Regions from separate parts of the Homo sapiens genome. Here region 1 is linked to region 2. Evidence: read pairs that join two places in POLR2A ChIA-PET (ENCODE). Cell type or tissue: PC-9. All regions are shown on one strand. Links, peaks and the distances in the headings refer to the core of each region. The heading gives the core; the rest is flanking DNA.

Evidence for each region. Peaks named below come from ENCODE experiments on the same cell type or tissue, not always from the same donor. Only the 100,000 strongest peaks of a DNase experiment are listed, where the experiment ranks them.
Region 1: POLR2A ChIA-PET joins it to region 2 with 11 read pairs; 7 of 35 experiments call an interaction of 5 or more read pairs at or near these places.

Annotation. Positions count from the first base shown.
Region 1 is chr5:37,374,971-37,384,005 of GRCh38, forward strand. It overlaps WDR70 (WD repeat domain 70), which reads left to right and starts at 4,348. Exons shown (of 18, transcript NM_018034.4): 1 at 4,348-4,422; 2 at 4,519-4,584; 3 at 6,632-6,715. The coding sequence starts at 4,398. In PC-9, for the core only: a CTCF peak has its summit at 4,282; a DNase peak (open chromatin) is centred at 4,241; H3K4me3 peaks cover 1,965 bases.
Region 2 is chr5:37,268,814-37,277,848 of GRCh38, forward strand. No RefSeq gene overlaps it. Among named protein-coding and RNA genes, the nearest start is that of CPLANE1, 24 kb to the left of the region's middle. In PC-9, for the core only: no CTCF peak of the experiment used is centred there; a DNase peak (open chromatin) is centred at 3,948; H3K27ac peaks cover 1,926 bases.

The DNA of each region.
Region 1 (9,035 bases), core at 265-8,264, 110 kb after region 2:
TGTATTTTTAGTAGAGACGGGGTTTCACCATGTTGGCCAGGCTGGTCTCGAACTCCTGGCCTTGGGTGATCCTCCCACCTCGGCTTCCAAAGTGCTGGGATTACCCGTGTAAGCCACCATGCCTGACCTGTTTTTCTTAAAGTGATAAACTCATTTCATTTATTTTTGAAAAAATGTTTGCCAAATACTTAAATATGAACAACTGTACTTTGTGAGTCATTCTTTCAGGTAAAAATAATGTTCCATGAAAAAAGCTAACCACTCAATTACAAGTGGTTTTCTTTTCGATGACCATTCTACTTAGATATGCATTAGCTGGGCATGGTGGCGTATGCCTGTGGTCCCATCTACTCAGGAAGCTGAGGCAGGGGAAGATCGCTTGAGTCCAGGAGTTTGAGGCTAAAGTGCTTCATGACTGAACTTGTAAATAGCCACTGCACTCCAGTCTGGGTAACACAGTGAGACCCCATCTGTAAGAAATTTTTTTAAAAACATACTTTATGATTACTTCTCATTTTGTCATACTGAAGGTTAAAAAGACGTATAATTAAGGGTCAGGGTTTAACGAAATGAATACTGTTTATGGCTTTATTAAGGATATTCCTAAGGGAAACTGATTTTGCTTACAACGCCTATGTAACTGAAAAATACAGTGACTACTACAACATTTTGAATCCTACTGCCTTGATTTATTTTAAGGGACTGTTTTAATTTAGGAATTTTAAGATAGAGCATGCTTCTTCAATGATTAGTAGAAACACAGATATAAACAAAGATTTTATTACTTACATGCCTGGCGGGGCATCTGGCGCACCTGGAGGTCAAGGAATGCAGTCAGGGAAAGACAAAGAGGGACTCATGAGCCAATGCATTTATTGGGTTCATGGTGTTTTCCAAATAGATTTCCCAAGAGGAATTCCCACACTTTAATTGGTGGGTTTAAAGCAAGCATGCACAAATTTGAGGACAAGCTTGTCAGCCCAGAATGGCTTTGAATGTGGCCCAACACAAATTCGTTAACTTTCTTAAAACATTGTGAGATTTGTGATTTTTTTAAAGTTCTCAGCTGTTGTTAGTGTATTTAATGTGTTGCCCAAGACAATTCTTCTTCTTCCATTGTGGCCTAGGGAAGCCAAAAGATTGGACACCCCGTTCTTGGAAGTCATGCTGTGACCGAGGTAGTCACTGTGGCATATCTGCACAGTCCATGTAGGACGTCAGTGTCAGCAGGGCCGGTGAAGTAGGCTGTATGTATTTATCCTATGGGGAGGCGGGCACCAGGAGGAAGTTTTACACAATAGATACCTGGATTGATCACATTGAGGAACTGGGAGGAGGTGTAGAACTAGAAACGGTGTCAAGGGTGACTGAACCCTGTTTCTGATATGAGAAAGTCCAACTTATATTCAAAATAAATGCTAAGACAACATAAAATTGTAAGAATTTGGCCGGGCGTGGTGGGCCACGCCTGTAATCCCAGCACTTTGGGAGGCCGAGGCCGGCAGATTGCCTGAGGTCAGGAGTTAGACACCAGCCTGACCAACATGGGGAAACCCCATCTCTACTAAAAATACAAAAAAAATTGGCCGGTCTGGTTGCGCATGCCTGTAATCCCAGCTACTCAGGAGGCTGAGGCAGGAGAATCGCTTGAACCTGGAAGGCAGAGGTTGCAGTGAGCCAAGATTGCGCCATTGCAATCCAGCCTGGGCAACAACAGCGAGACTCTGTATCAAAACCAAAAAAACAAAAAAACGAATACACTACAGGCACCGTAGATTTACCCACTGTTAACCCATTTCCCATTTTCCCTGAGAATACTCTCTGATGGTGCTTGCAGCTGCAGCCTTTACCCCAAGATAACTCACAGATTACAGTCCCGACTTAACCCCCAAAGTTTGTGTCTACTATTTTATTATTTTTGCATCACTCTATTATATTGACTTTGGAAACAAAAGACATTATTCTATTTATAGCATTCTGTTTTTAGTAGTGGAATTTCCATTTACAAAATATAGTAATTCTCGACTGCTGAAAATGTCAAATCCTAGAAAACATAGCATTCCTATGTGTGATGTTAATTCCATGGTGAACTTATGGCACTGAAATGGTGTGACAACAAGGCAGTCACAATGTTGTCAATATTCCACAATGATACTGTGATTGAAGTAGACAACAGATGGAAAGAAAACTAAGAAGCCATGTGTCATTGTGGATTATAACGATAATATGGGAGCAGTGGACTTGGCTGATCAGATGCTCACTTCTTATCCAGCTTAGCGCCAAAGGTACAAGGTTTGGTATAAGATATTCTTTCATAGGCTGTGTGCAGTGGCCCACGCCTGTAATCCTAGCACTTAGGGAGGCTGAGGCGGGTGGATCGCTTGAGCTCAGGAGTTCAAGACCAGCATGGGCAACATGATGAAACCCTATCTCTACAAAAAATACAAAAATTAGGCCGGGCACAGTGGCTCACGTCTGTAATCCCAGCACTTTGGGAGGCTGAGGCGGGCATATCACTTGAGGTCAGGAGTTTGAGACCAGCCTGGCCAACATGGTGAAACTCTGTCTCTACTAAGAATGCAAAAATTAGCCAGGGGTGGTGGCAGGGCCTGTAATCCCAGCTACTCGCAAGGCTGTGGCAGAATTGCTTGAACCCAGGAGGCGGAGGTTGCAGTGAGCTGAGATCGCGCCACTGCACTCCAGTCTGGGCAATGGAGCGAGACTCTGTCTCAAAAAAAAAAAAAAAAGTCGGGTGTGGTGGCGGTCACATGTAATCCCAGCTACTTAGGAGGCTGAGGCACAAGAATCGCTTGAACCCAGGAGGTGGAGGTTCATTGAGCCGAGATTGTGCCACTGCATTCCAGCCTGGGTGACAGAGTGAGATTCTGTCTCAAAAAGAAAGAGATTCTTCTCCACCTTCTAAACGTTAAAGTGTTGAACTCCCACATTCTGTTTAAGAAGGACAATCCTGAGCACACGATTAGCCTTGTAAACTTTAGACTGACAGGCCAGGTGCAGTGGCTCACGCCTTTAATCGCAGAACTTTGGGAGGCTGAGGTGGGCAGATCACAAGGTCAGGAGATTGAGACCATCCTGGCTAACACGGTGTAAACCCTGCCTCTACTAAAAATAGAAAAAATTAGCTGGGCGTGGTGGCGGGTGCCTGTAGTCTCAAATACTAAATAGCCGGGCATGGTGGCGCACACCTGTAGTCCCAGCTGCTCGGGAGGCTGAGGCAAGAGAATCGCTTGAACCTGGGAGGCAGAGGTTGCAGTCAGCTGAGATCACGCCACTGCACTCCAGCCAAGGCAACAGAGGGAGACTCAGTCAACAACAACAACAACAACAACAAAAAGGCAGAGCGCGGTGGCACGGGGCCTGTAATCCCAGCACTTTGGGAGGCCAAGGTGGGCAGATCACCTGAGGTCAGGAGTTCAAGACCAGCCTGGCCAACATAGCAAAACCCCGTCTCTACTAAATACACAAAAATTAGCCGGGTGTGGTGGCAGGCGCCTGTAATCCCAGCTACTCAGGACACTGAGGCAAGAGAAGAGCTTGAACCTGGGTGGCAGAGGTTGCAGTGAGCCGAGATCACGCCATTGCACTCCAGCCTGGGCAACAGAGTGAGACTCTGCCTCAAAAAAAAAAAAAAAAAAAAAAAAAGCAAAGGGTGTCGCCTGTAATCCCAGCACTTTGGGAGGCCGAGGCAGGCGGATCACTTGAGGCCAGGAGTTCGAAACCAGCCTGGCCAACATGGCAAAACGTCGTGTCTACTAAAAATACAAAAAATTAGCTGCGCGTGGTGGTGGACGCCTGTAATCCCAGCTACTTGGGAGGCTGAGACAGGAGAATCGCTTGAACCCGGGAGGCGGAGGTTGCAGTGAGCCGAGATCACGCCATTGCACTCCAGCCTGGGCGACAGAGGCTCCGTCTCAAAACAAAAACAAAAACAAAAAAAAAACAAACCAAAACAAAAAACCAAAAATTAGCCGGCACCTGTAATCCCAGCTACTCGGGAGGCTGAGGCAGGAGAATCGCTTGATCCCGGGAGGCAGAGGTTGCAGTCAGCTGAGATTACGCCACTGTACTGCAGCCTGGGCGACAGAGGCTCTGGCTTAAAAAAAAAAAAAAAAAAAGGGAAAGGATGTTATAGAAACTCCAGATACTACTTCTCCCCTCCAGTGGTCTGAGTTGCGCGGCGCTTTCCCGCCTGTCCGGTAGGGCGGTGCCGCGCAGAAAGCCGCGGTCCCTCTGCGGAAGGCGCCGCTCTTGGCTTCGGCGGCGCCGCTGTAGCTTGAAGGCGGTACTTCCTCCAGCATTTGCCGCAAGTTATTGGCAAGTTCCCCTGCAGTTGTTTGGGCTGTCCCTGTGGCTGGTTCTGGGGTGTGCGGCCAGCCATGGAGCGCTCTGGGCCCAGCGAAGGTGGGTTTCATGAGGCGAGTCCGGGCGGGGTGGGCCGTGTCGGGGGAGCTGGGGCGCCGCACTAACTAGGCCGCCTCTCTTTTCCTCTTGCTCCAGTGACAGGCTCAGACGCGTCGGGACCGGACCCGCAGCTTGCGGTCACCATGGGCTTCACGGGGTTCGGTGAGTGACTGCCCCAGGCAGAGACCCTCTTCCTTGTGCAGAGGTTTGAAGATCCGCAGAGTGGGAGTGGAGATCGAGCTGTCAACTCGGAATTATTGTAGCTCGGGTGCATACCTTGCAGTTTGTCAATATTCTTCTCCCATTTGTCTTCTATTCTGCGTTATCCGTTGGAACCAACTCAGATGACAGTTATGAGAGTCTGGAGAGAGAGGAAGAGAAAGGATTTTTCTAATTTTAAGTCACCAATAATGCTAAAATGAACATTTTTGTAAATAACAGCATTTGTACGAGGATTTTTAAAAATACGTAATTCGGTAGGGTAGATTTCTAAAAGAGAGTGTAGTTTATTCAGAAATATAAATACTTAAAAAGCTGAAAAATTGGGTATGTGCCTTTTAAAGCTTCTTGATGCTTATTGCCGTAATACCCATCAAAAAACTTGTTCCAGGTTATACCAAAGTTAACAGAATTAAGAATGCCATTTTTACCATATCCCTACCAACACAGAGTAGGTATTATTATTTAAAAAGAAAATTATTTAAAAAATGAAAACAAAACTTAGTAGACTGATACATGAAAAATGATTTCTCTTTATTTTCCATTTTAAAATTATAAATGCTGTTCATCCAAACATTGGGATTCTAACTTCCCTGAACCTTTTCTCAAGGTCTTCTTGTTTTCTTTTGACCAGCGTGTATTAATTCTATGATAGTAATTAAACAGTAGACTTACACATATTGGCCTTGGGTTGTGTTCACACATACTAGTTCTGTAGTTTCTCTATTCATTCTTTTTTTTTTTGGAGACGGAGTCTCGCTCAGTCGCCCAGGCTGGAGTGCGGTGGCAAGATCTCGGCTCACTGCAATCTCTGCCTCCCGGATTCACGCCATTCTCCGGTCTCAGCCTCCCGAGTAGCTGGGACTACAGGCGCCCGCCACCTCGCCCGGCTGATTTTTTTTTTGTATTTTTAGTAGAGACAGGGTTTCACCGTGTTAGCCAGGATGATCTCGATCTCCTGACCTCGTGATCCGCCCGTCTCGGCCTCCGAAAGTGCTGGGATTACAGGCGTGAGCCACTGTGCCCAGCCTTTTCTATTCTTTTTTTATTTTTTGAGATGGAGTCTCGCTCTGTCACCCAGGCTGGAGTGTACTAGTGCGATCTTCGCTCATTGCAGCCTCCTCCTCCCAGGCTTAAGCCATCCTCCCACCTTAGTCTCCTGAGTAGCTGGGACCACAGATGTGTGCCACCACACCTGGCTAATTTTTTATACTTTTGGTAGAGACGAGGTTTCACCATGTTGCCCAGGCTGATCAATCTCCTGAGCTCAAGCAGTCCGCCCACCTGAGCCTCTCAAAGTGATTACAGGCATGAGCCACCCCACCCGGTATAAATCCTTCATTTTAGTACATCATTCCTTTACTCAGGAGTGAGAAAGTTGTCCATATGTTTGTGCCAAATAGGGGAAAATTTTAAGAGTTTTGATAAAGTTACTGGGGGAGGAGGAGAATGTTTCCATGCTCATCCAGTTCCTTGTTAGAGGGCTGAGATTTCTGTTTCCCTCTTAGCTCCTTAAAGTACCTGCATTACTTCTCATGTTGCCCCTTTCGTCTTCAAGCCAACTATAATGCCTCAAATTCTTCTCAGACATTGGATCTCTCTGACTTCTTCTGCCATAGCTGTTCTGCATCTTTGCCTTTAAGGGCCAAATAGGATAGTTTCCCTATTTAAAAGTCCATAACCTTAATTATATTGCAAAGGGTAACTTTTGGGGCATTCTCCATTTTGCCTCCCCACATCAGTGTTGTTGTTTCATAGGGTAGGGATCTAGAGGAGGATGGGAAAGTTGCCTGGTTAATAGTACTTAGTGAAGGGATTGTCAGCAGAAGTTTTCTGTGACTCAAACTCCTTCTTCTGTGATATATTATGGTTATATTGGAGCCATGCTATAAACTAGACAAAGTAAGTGTTTATTGATCAGTATTGATCACCTAAAGTTTGGCCAACTTACTGCAAGACAATCACAGTCTCCCATTTGTTCATGTTTTAGGTAAAAAAGCTCGCACATTTGACTTGGAAGCAATGTTTGAACAAACTCGAAGGACAGCTGTGGAAAGAAGTCGCAAAACACTGGGTAAGAAGCTCAGATATTTGTTCTTTTATTGGTTTAAGTACTATGTATACCTCATGCAAGTATATTAAAAAAGAGAAAAGAATGTTGGCTGGGCGCGGTGGCTCATGCCTGTAATCCCAGCACTTAGGGAGGCCAAGGCGGGCAGATCACCTGAGGTCAGAAGTTTGAGACCAGCCTGGCCAACATGGTGAAACCCCATCTCAACTAAAAATACAATAATTAGCTGGGCATGGTGCAGGGGCCTGTAATCCCAGCTAGTCGTGAGGCTGAGGCAGTGGCTTCAGTTGAAGTCGGGAGGCAGAGGTTGCAGTGAGCTGATATACCCCCATTGCACTCCAGCTTGGGGGACAAGAGTGAAATTCCATCTCAGAGAACAAAGAGAGAAAAGAATGTTGTTATGCTACTTATCACTGTTGTTTTTTTTTTTTTTTGAGATGGAGTCTCGCCCTGTTGCCCAGGCTGGAGTGCAATGGCATGATCTCGGCTCACTGCAGCCTCCACCTCCCCGGTTCAAGCGATTCTCCTGCCTCTGCCTCCCGAGTAGCTGGGACTATAGGCACATGCCACCACGCCCAGCTAATTTTTTGTATTTTTAGTAGAGATGGGGTTTCACTGTGTTGGCCAGGCTAGTTTCGAACTCCTGACCTTGTGATCTGCCTACCTTGGCCTCCCAAAGTGCTGGGATTACAGACGTGAACCACTGTGCCCCGCTTTTTGTTTTTTTGTTTTGTTTTGTTTTGTTTTTGAGATGGAGTCTCGCTTTATTGCTGGGCTGGAGTGCAGGGGTGCGATCTTAGCTCACTGCAACTTCTACCTCCCCGGTTCAAGCAATTTTCCTGCCTCAGCCCCCCAGGTAGCTGGGACTACAGGTGTACGCCACCACGCCCAGCTAATTTTTGTATTTTTAGTAGAGATGGGGTTTCACCATGTTAGCCAGGATGGTCTTGATCTCTTGATCTTGTGATCTGCCTGCCTCCTAAAGTGCTGGGATTACAGGTGTGAGCCACCGCACCCGGCCCAATTTATCATTTTAAGACCAACAATGGGCCAGGTGTAATGGCTCATGCCTGTAATCCCAGCACTTTGGGAGGCTGAGGCAGGTGAATCACGTAAGGTCAGGAGTTCGTGACCAGCCTGGCCAACATGGTGAAACCCCGTCTTGACTGAAAATAGAAAAACTATCTGGGTGTGGTGTTGGGCCCCTGTAATCCCAGCTAGTAGGGAGGGTGAGGCAGGAGAATCGCTTGAACCTGGGAGGCAGAGGTTGTGGTGAGCTGAGATCGCACCATTGCACTCCAGCCTGGGCGACAAAAGCAAAACTCCATCTCAAAATAAAAAAAATAAAATAAAATAAAATGGGCGACAAGAGCAAAACTCCATCTTAAAATAAAATAAGATAAAATAAAATATAAAATATAAAACAAAATAACTAAAATAAAAAATAAAACGTTGTACAGCAGCAATATCCAGTATTTGGCAGTGTGCCTGACAAAAAATATTTTCAGTCTTTGGAAGAAAACTTTTTGTGGTGAAAAGAAAGCCATCTACATGTACTATTTTTTGAAAAAAACCTTTCATTATTTGTTTTATTTGAGACGGAGGCCTGCTCTGTCGCCCAGGCTGGAGTGCAATGGCGTGATCTCAGCTCACTGTGACCTCCGCCTCTTGGGTTCAAGTGATTCTCTTGCCTCAGCCTCCTGAGTAGCTGGGATTACAGGTGACCACCACCACGCCTGGCTAATTTTTTTGTATTTTTAGTGGAGACGGGGTTTCGCCATGTTGGCCAGGCTGGTCTCGGACTTGTGACCTCAGGTGATCCGCCCGCCTCGGCCTCCCAAAGTGCTGGGATTACAGGTGTGAACCACTGTGCCAGGCCAAAACCCATCATTATTATTATTATTGTTATTTTTTTGAGATGGCGTCTCGCTCTGTCGCCCTGGCTGGAGTGCAGTGGTGCGATCTTGGCTCACTGCAAGCTCCGCCTCCCGGGTTCATGCCATTCTCCCGCCTCAGGCTCTGGAGTAGCTGGGACTACAGGTGCCTGCCAACACGCCTGGCTAATTTTGTTTTTGTGTTTTTAGTAGAGATGGGGTTTCACCGTGTTAGGCAGGATGGTCTCGATCTCCTGACCTCGTGATCCACTCGCCTTGGCCTCCCAAAGTGCTGGGATTACAGGTGTGAGCCACTGCACCCAGCAAAACCCTTCATTATTATGTGAAATTTCAAACACGGAAGTATAGTCATGAACTACCATGTACCTATCAATCAGATTTAACTACTGTAACAGTTCATGGCTAGCATTACTTCGTTTCCCCTTTCA
Region 2 (9,035 bases), core at 258-8,257:
GGCCCACTGGACCCACTGTAAGTCAGACCTGAGCTAAAACTCCATTAATTACCTGACCTCCATAAGCCCCTGCTTTAACTGGAGGACCACAATGATGTTTTGGGTCCCCTGGAATCAACGTCAGCTCAGAGCCAGTGTCCAGTATTCCCCCAAATGTCTGATCATTTCCCTTTCCCTGATGCACAGTTACCCTGGTAAAAGGCCAAAGGTCTCTTTGTGGAAGGATGGGAGAAAGATTCACTGCATAAATTGTTGGTAATGGGCTGGACACAGTGGCTCACATCTGTAATCCCAGCAATTTGGGAGGCAGAGGCGGGCGGATCACCTGATGTCAGGAGTTCAAGACCAGCCTGGCCAACATGGTGAAACCCCGCTTCTACTAAAAATACAAAAATTAACCAGGCCTAGTGGCACACGCCTGTAATCCCAGCTACTCAGGAGGCTGAGGCAGAAGAATCGCTTGAACCTGGGAGGCGGAGTTTGCAGTGAGCCGAGATCATGCCATTGCACTCCAGCCTGGGTGACAGAGCAAAACTCTATCGCAAAAAAAAAAAAAAAAACATTGTTGGTAAAGTAGTGGAGACCTTCCTCAAAGGGACCTGGCCTCCCCTTTATTCAAGGAGCTCTGGGTTGTGAATTGGCTCAAGTCTGGAAATTGATTGAGGAGCCGTGATTCTCTGTTTTTATAATTCAAATCAGTGTTTTGTCCATTCAACCTAGACATTTCCTGCTAGTGTAAATTTAGTAGGAATGGAGTAGGCTTCCTATCAATTTCACTTCTAGGAGCACCGTGATTAATTAGCCAATGCCAGAGCTCTACACAAGTCAAACTATTCTGATTGCTGTTTTGCCTCTGCTGTCCATTATGGTAGCTATGCCCACCTTGTCTTTGACAGTTGAGTGCCACCACTTGGCCCCTGTGACCTCAGAATTCAGTTATTTCCATTGTATTTATTTTTTATTTTTATTTTTATTTCTGAGACAGAGTCTTGGTTTATCGCCCAGGCTGGAGTGCAGTGGCTCAATCCTGGCTCACTACAACCTCCACCTCCCAGGTTCAAGCAATTCTCCTGTCTCAGCTTCCCAGTAGCTAGGATTACAGGCACCCGCCACCACGCCTGGCTAATTTTTGTGTTTTTAGTAGAGATGGGGTTTCACCATGTTAGCCAGGCTGGTCTTGAACTCTTGACCTCAGGTGATCCACCCACCTTGGCCTCCCAAAGTGCTGGGATTACAGGCATGAGCCAAACTGCCTGACCTATTTCCATTGTATTTAAATTTTGTAGTTGAGTGACTGTGGTTGCCACTCTTAGATCTGACATACAGAGAAGAGGAATGACAGGGCTCTTCAAAGATACAGGTGCTGCCCTCAGAAATCTATTTAGCAAGGCATTGGTCAAGGCTATATCTTCTGGATCCTCCCAGCTGGGATGAGTAGGTCTAAAGTCACTAATGCACTCCACCATCCCAATCTCCCTAAGCCATTTGATCCCTTCCTCTACATTAAACCAAGGGAAATCAGGCATTTTAGCACACTCACAGTGGACCATATTTTAATACATATTTCTGCTAACCAAGCAAGTAAACAATTAGAACCTTTTTTAACTCCCCAAGCTGCAACATTAAAAGCAGAGTCCTTACTTAGTGGGCCAAATCAATAAATTCAGCCTGATCCAATTCTATGTTTCTTCCACAATTATCCCATATCCTTAGTATCCATTCCACTGCCTGTTCTCCGGGTTTCTGTTTCTATAAATTAGAGAACTCAAACAGCTCCTTTCGAGTGTAGTGCACCTCCTCATGGGTCACACTCTCAACCTCACATCTAGGGGCCCACTAGGACTTTAGTCTCATTATAGGTCTTGAAGCAAACAGAGGTGTTGGGGGTAGCTCCTGAAGAGAATCAACATTATCTTGCCTGGCAGCTGCCTCAGGGGAGGCCATCGCTATTGCCTCAGGCAGTGCAGGGTTTATCTCCTTAGACAAAGGTGGAAAGGCTGATGGCAGCATGGGTCGAGGAGAGGATGCTGCTACTACTGGGGATGGGGAAGCTGTTCCTTCTGGCAAAAAACGTTCATCAGAGTTTACAAACTCAGTGTCCCCGACTTCATCAGGGTCCTCCCACAAATCCACATTCCAAGTTTCAGGGTCCCAGTCTTTTCCCATGAATGCCCTCACTTTAACAGTAGACACCTGGCAAAGCTGTACATGTATCTTTCATTGGGGGTCAGCCACTCACATGTTAAGAGCTTGTATCTGTTTTTCCACAATTTCAGTTTTCTCTACAGGAGATACGACTCTCACTCAGGGCAATCTTAGCAGATTTGAGGCTCAGTATCTGTTTCTGAAGCCAGGAGACAGAATCCCTGAGTTTATCATTTTCTTTCATCACTTTGTCCATTGAACTTAGAAGCAACCAACCAGCTTCATTATGTTCCTTGGTTCTCCACATATGGTCAAAGATATTATGTATAGAGTCACTAAACTCTTTGCCTCTCATGAGTGGTGAATCAGGTGTGCCAAATGCATTTATTTTGTATAACTCTCTAAACAGTTCACACCAAGGACTATCAGTGTTCTCCATACTATTAGAAGTAGAGTCCTTAGCATTTTTGGGTCTAATCATATTAAGCAGCCAAATCCAGAAACCCCAAAAATGAAAGAACTCCATCCTTAACATTCTGTTCCTCTAGAACCACTCCTGGTACCAAAATCTGTATTAGTCAGGGTTCTCTAGAGGGACAGAATAGAAGATACACACACACACACACACACACACACACACACACACACACACACACACGGGAGTTTATTAAGTATTAACTCACACGATTACAAGGAATCACAATAGGCTGTCTGCAAGCAGAGGAGCAAGGAGAGACAGTCCGAGCCCCCACAAATGAAGAACTTGGAGTCCAATGTTCGTGGGCAGGAAGCAACCAGCATGGAAGAAAGATGTAGGCTGGGAGGCTATCCTTTTCACGTTTTTCTGCCTGCTTTACATTCGTTGGCAGCTGATTATATTGGGCCCACCAGGTTAAGGGTGAATCTGCCTTCCTCAGTCCACTGACTCAAATGTTAGTATCTTTTGACAACACCCTCACAGCCACACCCAAGATCAATACTTTGTATCCTTCGATCCAATCAAGTTAACACTCAGTACTAACCATTATACCATTCATCCATTGATGGAAAAGCAGTTGATTTCAACCTGATTTGGGGTATCTAATTATTAGGGTACTTGATATAATAAATTTTTAAATGTATCAGGAAGCTAAAGAACGAGTCATGAATAAACAAAAAATATTCATTATACCATATGGATACCATAGCATATTTCATCCATTCTAAAATGTGGATGAAATATGGGGAAAAAGTAGGGGAACCTCTACTTCTCAACTTAACATCTGAAACTGGGATCAGTTGTATAACACTTGTTAGTAATTGCCTCTGCATGTGCATCATAACTTGCAGAATGGCCGTCGCCCACTTGGCAGAAATTTCTTGAGTCCATAACAGAATGCCCTTAAGAAATACCTCATCACCAACATTCTTGATGGTCAGATGTTGATATTTGTTAAGGTCTTTAAAGAGTCTGAGATTTTACCCTCCTCGCAAGCTAACAAGCTACCTGTTAAATTGTGTGGATCTAAGCATGGGGTGGATGCTGGCAGAAAACATGAGACTCCAGGGGTTAGAGAAAAAAGGCTGCATTTTTCAAGTCAAAAGCAATAGGCAGAATGTTCAGGTGATGTTCATGAGGTTTCCCAAGCCTCCCAATTCCCACAGGGACAACACAGGTGGCCTAGATGGACAAATTGGGTTGTGTTACAGGAGAAAAAAGTTGAGCTGGGAGATTTATCATTTTTACAGTGAGTGGCAAATAGGCTGGCTCACTGTTGGGACATTACCTCAGCAAACACCACCCTAAGAAATAGCTAAGGAAGGAGTGGTCAGGGCCTTGCATTCTTGGCATACCCTGCAAGGGCGTGGGGCACTCAAGGTCATGGTGTAGTCTTTCCCATCAATATTGTGTTAGAAAACAGACATCAGTATCTGAATTCAAAAATGGTTTAGAAGAATTAGTCTATCAATATAAAATTATTTTTAATATACCTTAACTAATTTATTTAGTTTCTGTTTTCTTTTTATGAATGTACAACAATAATATGATAAAAATCTATCTTAATAATCTAAAGAACTCTTTCAATAAATGTAAAATAAAAATTCTTTTTTTTTTTTTTTTTTTGAGATGGAGTCTCACTCTGTTGCCAGGCTGGAGTGCAGTGGCACGATTTTGGCTCACTGCAACCTCTGCCTCTCAGGTTCAAGCGATTCTCCCGACTCAGCCTCCTGAGTAGCTGGGACTATAGGCACTTGCCACCACGCCCAGCTAATTTTTTGTATTTTTTGTAGAGACGGGGTTTCACCAGGTTGGCCAGGATGGTCTCCATCTCTTGACTTCGTGATCCACCCGCCTCGGCCTCCCAAAGTGCTGGGATTACAGGCGTGAGCCACCGCGCCCGGCCAAAATAAAAATTCTAAATGACGAGAATGAGAATTCATTGTCAGTTTAAGTTTAATTGGCAACATTTTTTCTTTCTTTTCTTTTCTTTTCTTTTCTTTTTTTTTTTTTTTGAGATGGAGTCTCACTCTGTCACCCAGGGTGGAGTGCAGTGGCACAATCTTGACTCACTGCAACCTCTGCCTCCCACGTTCAAGCGATTCTCCTGTCTCAGCCTCCGGAGTAGCTGGGACTACAGGCGCCCACTACCACGCCCGGCTAATTTTTGTATTTTTAGTAAAGGCGGGGTTTCACCATGTTGGTCCGACTGGTCTCAAACTCCTGAACTCATGATCCGTCTGCCTCAGCCTCCCAAGGTTCTGGGATTACAGGCGTGAGCCACCGTGCCCGGCCTACATTTTTTCTTTCTTGGTAATTCATAAACTGATGGTGTCTTAAACTGATGATGTCTTGCAATTGATGACATTTGAGACTAGATTAAATATTTAATGTTTCTCATTATTATGTATGCGATTTATCTCACTGTAATTTCTAATTTTTATTGTTGGAATGTGGCAATACAGTTTAGTCAATTTACCTTGCAGTTTTGCTAGTTCTCTTATTCTATTATTTTATCAAATTGTTTTTGGTAGTTCACTTGGTTTTTCAAAATATGCAATCATGTTGCCTTCATATGGAAATATTGTTTACATTTTTACTTGACCAGCCTGGGTAACGTGGTGAAACCCCATCTTAAATACAAAAAAAAAAAAAAAAAAATTAACCAGACATGGTGGCATGTGCCTGTAGTGCCAGCTACTCAGGAAGCTGAGGTGAGAGGATCACTTGAGCCTGGGAGGTTGAGGCTACAATAAGCCCTGATTGCACCACTGCACTCCAGCCTGGGTGACAGAGTGAGACACTGTCTCAAAACAAACAAACAAACAAACAAACAAACAAACAAATACCAGCATCTGCATTATTGTGTTCACTGGAAATGGTGTGGTTGTATAGACTCTAGCCCTTTCTCTTCAGTATATGAATTAACAGAACAAATACACTGGCAAAAATAGTAACTGTGATAAAATGTGAAAACAATGTATAATTTGATTTGCAAAATTCTATAACTTGTAAAAGATGGTGTTGCCATAGTCTGGATATTAAATCTTGTTTTTAAACACATGGAATTTAGGAATTAATGTGAATTTAAATCACTCCCTATAAGTGATATAATCATATAATTATGTCCTTTTGTCTCCATTTAGGTGACCTAGTACATTAATAATTTTAAAATTATATCAAATTATCTTTCATTATACAATATGTATCTTAATCTGCTCAGCAAACAATTGGTAAGTCTCCAATTACTTGTAGACTACTTGTTAGACTGGGAAACTGATACAAAGGTAAACAAGACACAGTGTTTCCCCTTTAAAAAAAAAGTCATAGGCCAGGTGTGGTGGGTCCCCTCTGTAATCCCAACACTTTGGGAGGCCGAGGCAGGTGGATCAGGAGGTCAGTGGCCGGTTCCTGCCTTAACTGATGACATTACCTTGTGACATTCCTTCTCCTGGACAATGAATATCAGAAGCTCCCCACCGAGCACCTTGTAACCCCCGCCCCTGCCAGCAAGAGAACAACCCCCTTTAACTGTAATTTTCCACTACCTACCCAAATCCTATAAAACTGCCTCACCCTTGTCTATCTCCCTTTGCTGACTCCTTTTTTGGACTCAGTCCGCCTGCACCCAGGCGATTAAAAAGCTTTATTGCTCACACAAAGCCTGTTTGATGGTCTCTCTCCACATGGACGTGTGTGACAGGAGTTCAAAACCAGCCTAGCCAACATGTTGAAATCCCATTGCTACTAAAAATACAAAAATTAGCCAGGCATGGTGGTGGGCACCTGTAATCCCAGCTACTCAGGAGGCTGAGACAGGAGAATTGCTTGAACCTGGGAGGCAGAGGTTGCAGTGAGCCAAGATCATGCCACTGCACTCCAGGCTGGGCAACAAAGAGTGAAACTCAGTCTCAAAAAAAAAAAAAAAGTTGTATGTTTAAATGCTTGAGCATTTAAATATTAGACATTAAGTGATTCATAATAATTCAGTCAAATAGTGTTTAGTTTTTTATTTCTACATTTTAATAGTAAAATGTATATGTACAGAAGTATATATAAAATATGTATGTAAAGTTAATAAAATATGGAGTAAACATCATGAAAATACCACCGAGGTCAAGAAAGAGAAGATTGCTAGCTTTCTCTTTCTCAGAGAAGATTGCTAGCTTGTCGTGCTCCTTGGAGGTAAGCATTTAGACTTTTTTTTTTTTTTTTGACACAATCTCACTCTGTCACCAAGGCTGGAATGCAGTGGTGTCATCATAGCTCATTGCAGCCTTGACCTCCCTGGCTCAAGTGATCCTCCCACCTCAGCCTCCCAAGTTGCTGGGATACCACCAGGTGGCTAATTTTTTTTTTTTTTAAATAAAGGTAGGGCCCAGGCTATGTTGCCCAGGCTAGTCTCAAACTGCTAGGCTCAAGTGAGCCTCCTGCTGTGGCCTCCCAAATTGCTGGGATTACAGACATGAGCCACTGTACCTGGCCCATTAGACCAAATTTTATGATATCTTTTGTTTCTCTATGGTTTTTGCCAATTATGTATACATATCTAAACAATATGGGGCAGGGTTATTATTATTATTTTTGCTCTGTTTGAAATGTGAGTAAATGGAGTCGTAGTGCAGATACTCTTTTTGTTACTTAATTATTTCACTTAACATATTGTTGCTTATCATGCCATGGTTGTCCATTGCATGAATACACCACAGTTTATTATTTATTCATCTAATTATGGAAATTTTTATTGTTTCCAGTTTGGGGCTAGTATGAGTGAAGCTGCTCTGAACGTTATTGTGCAAGTTTTTCTGTGGACGTAGGTTTTTATTTCTCTTGAGTAACTATCGAGGAGCAAATCACTAGGGATTTCTGAGTTACATGAATACATGGTTAACTTTAAAAGAAACTGCCAAACCGTTTTTTTTCCTTTTTTTTTTTTTTTGAGATGGAGTTCCACTCTTGTTGCCCAAGCTGGAGTGCAATGGCGTGATCTCAGCTCACTGCAATTTCCACCTTCCTGGTTCAAGCGATTCTCCTGCCTCAGCCTCCCAAGTAGCTGGGATTACAGGCACACACCACCACTCCTGGCTAATTTTTTTTATATTATTAGTAAAGACAGGGTTTCATCATGTTGACCAGGCTGGTCTTGAACTCCTGACCACAGGTGATCCGCCCACTTCGACCTCCTGAAGTGCTGGGATTACAGGCGTGAGCCACTGTGTCAGACCTAAACCGTTTTCCAAATTGGCTGTACTATTATTTTGTATTCAAACTAACAACATATGAGTTCCAGTTACTCCACATCCTTGCCAATGCTAGAAATGGCCAATCTTTTTAATTTGAGTAACTTGTGGATGTGTAGTCACACATCTTATTATACTTTCAATTTGCCTTTCTCTACTGAGTAACAATGTTGACCATTTTCTCAGTGCTTATTGCCATCCATGTATCTTCTTGGACAAAGTAGCCAAATCTTTTGCCCATTTTTTTTTGGAAGGGTAGGGGCTGTCTCCTTATTGAATTGTGAGATTATTATAAATATATTATGTATTATTATTATTTTTGAGACTGAGTCTAGCTCTTTTGCCCAGGCTGGAGTGCAGTGGAGTGATCTCCACTCACTGCAGCGATTCTCCTGCCTCAGCCTCCTGAGTAGCTGGGACTACAGGCGCCCACCACCGCGCCCAGCCAATTTTTGTATTCTTAGTAGAGACAGGGTTTCACCATGTTGGCCGGGCTGTGCTTGGACTCCTGACCTCAAGTGATCTGCCCACCTCAGCCTTCCAAAGTGCTGAAATTATAGATGTGAACCACAGTGCCCGGCCAGTATTATATATATTTTAGATACAACTACTTTATATCTATAGTTTGTAAATATTTTATTCCAGTTTGTAGTTTGCCTTTTCAGTTTCTTTCGAAGAGCGGATGTTTTTCATTTTGACAAAATCCAATTTAGCAACTTTTTCCTGATTAAAGTTTTTGTGTTCTGAGAAATCTGCCTGGCTGGGTGCAGTGGCTCATGCCTGTAATCCCAGCACTTTGGGAGGCCGAGGTGGGTGGATCATCTGAGGTCAGGGGTTCGAGACCAGCCTGGTCAACATGGTGAAACCCTGTCTCTACTAATAATACAAAAAAATTAGCCGTGCATGGTGGCGCATGCCTGTAATCCCAGCTACTCGGGAGGCTGAAGCAGGAGAATCGCTTGAACCCAGAAGGTGGAGGTTGCAGTGAGCTGAGACCACGCCACTGCTCTCCATTCTGGGTGATAGATCGAGACTCTGTCTCCAAAAAAAAAAAAAAGAAAGAAAGAAAGAAGGCTAGGCTCCGTGCCTCACACCTGTAATCCCAGCACTTTGGAAGGCCGAGGCAGATGATCACCTGAGGTCAGGAGTTTGAGACCAGCTTGATGAATGTG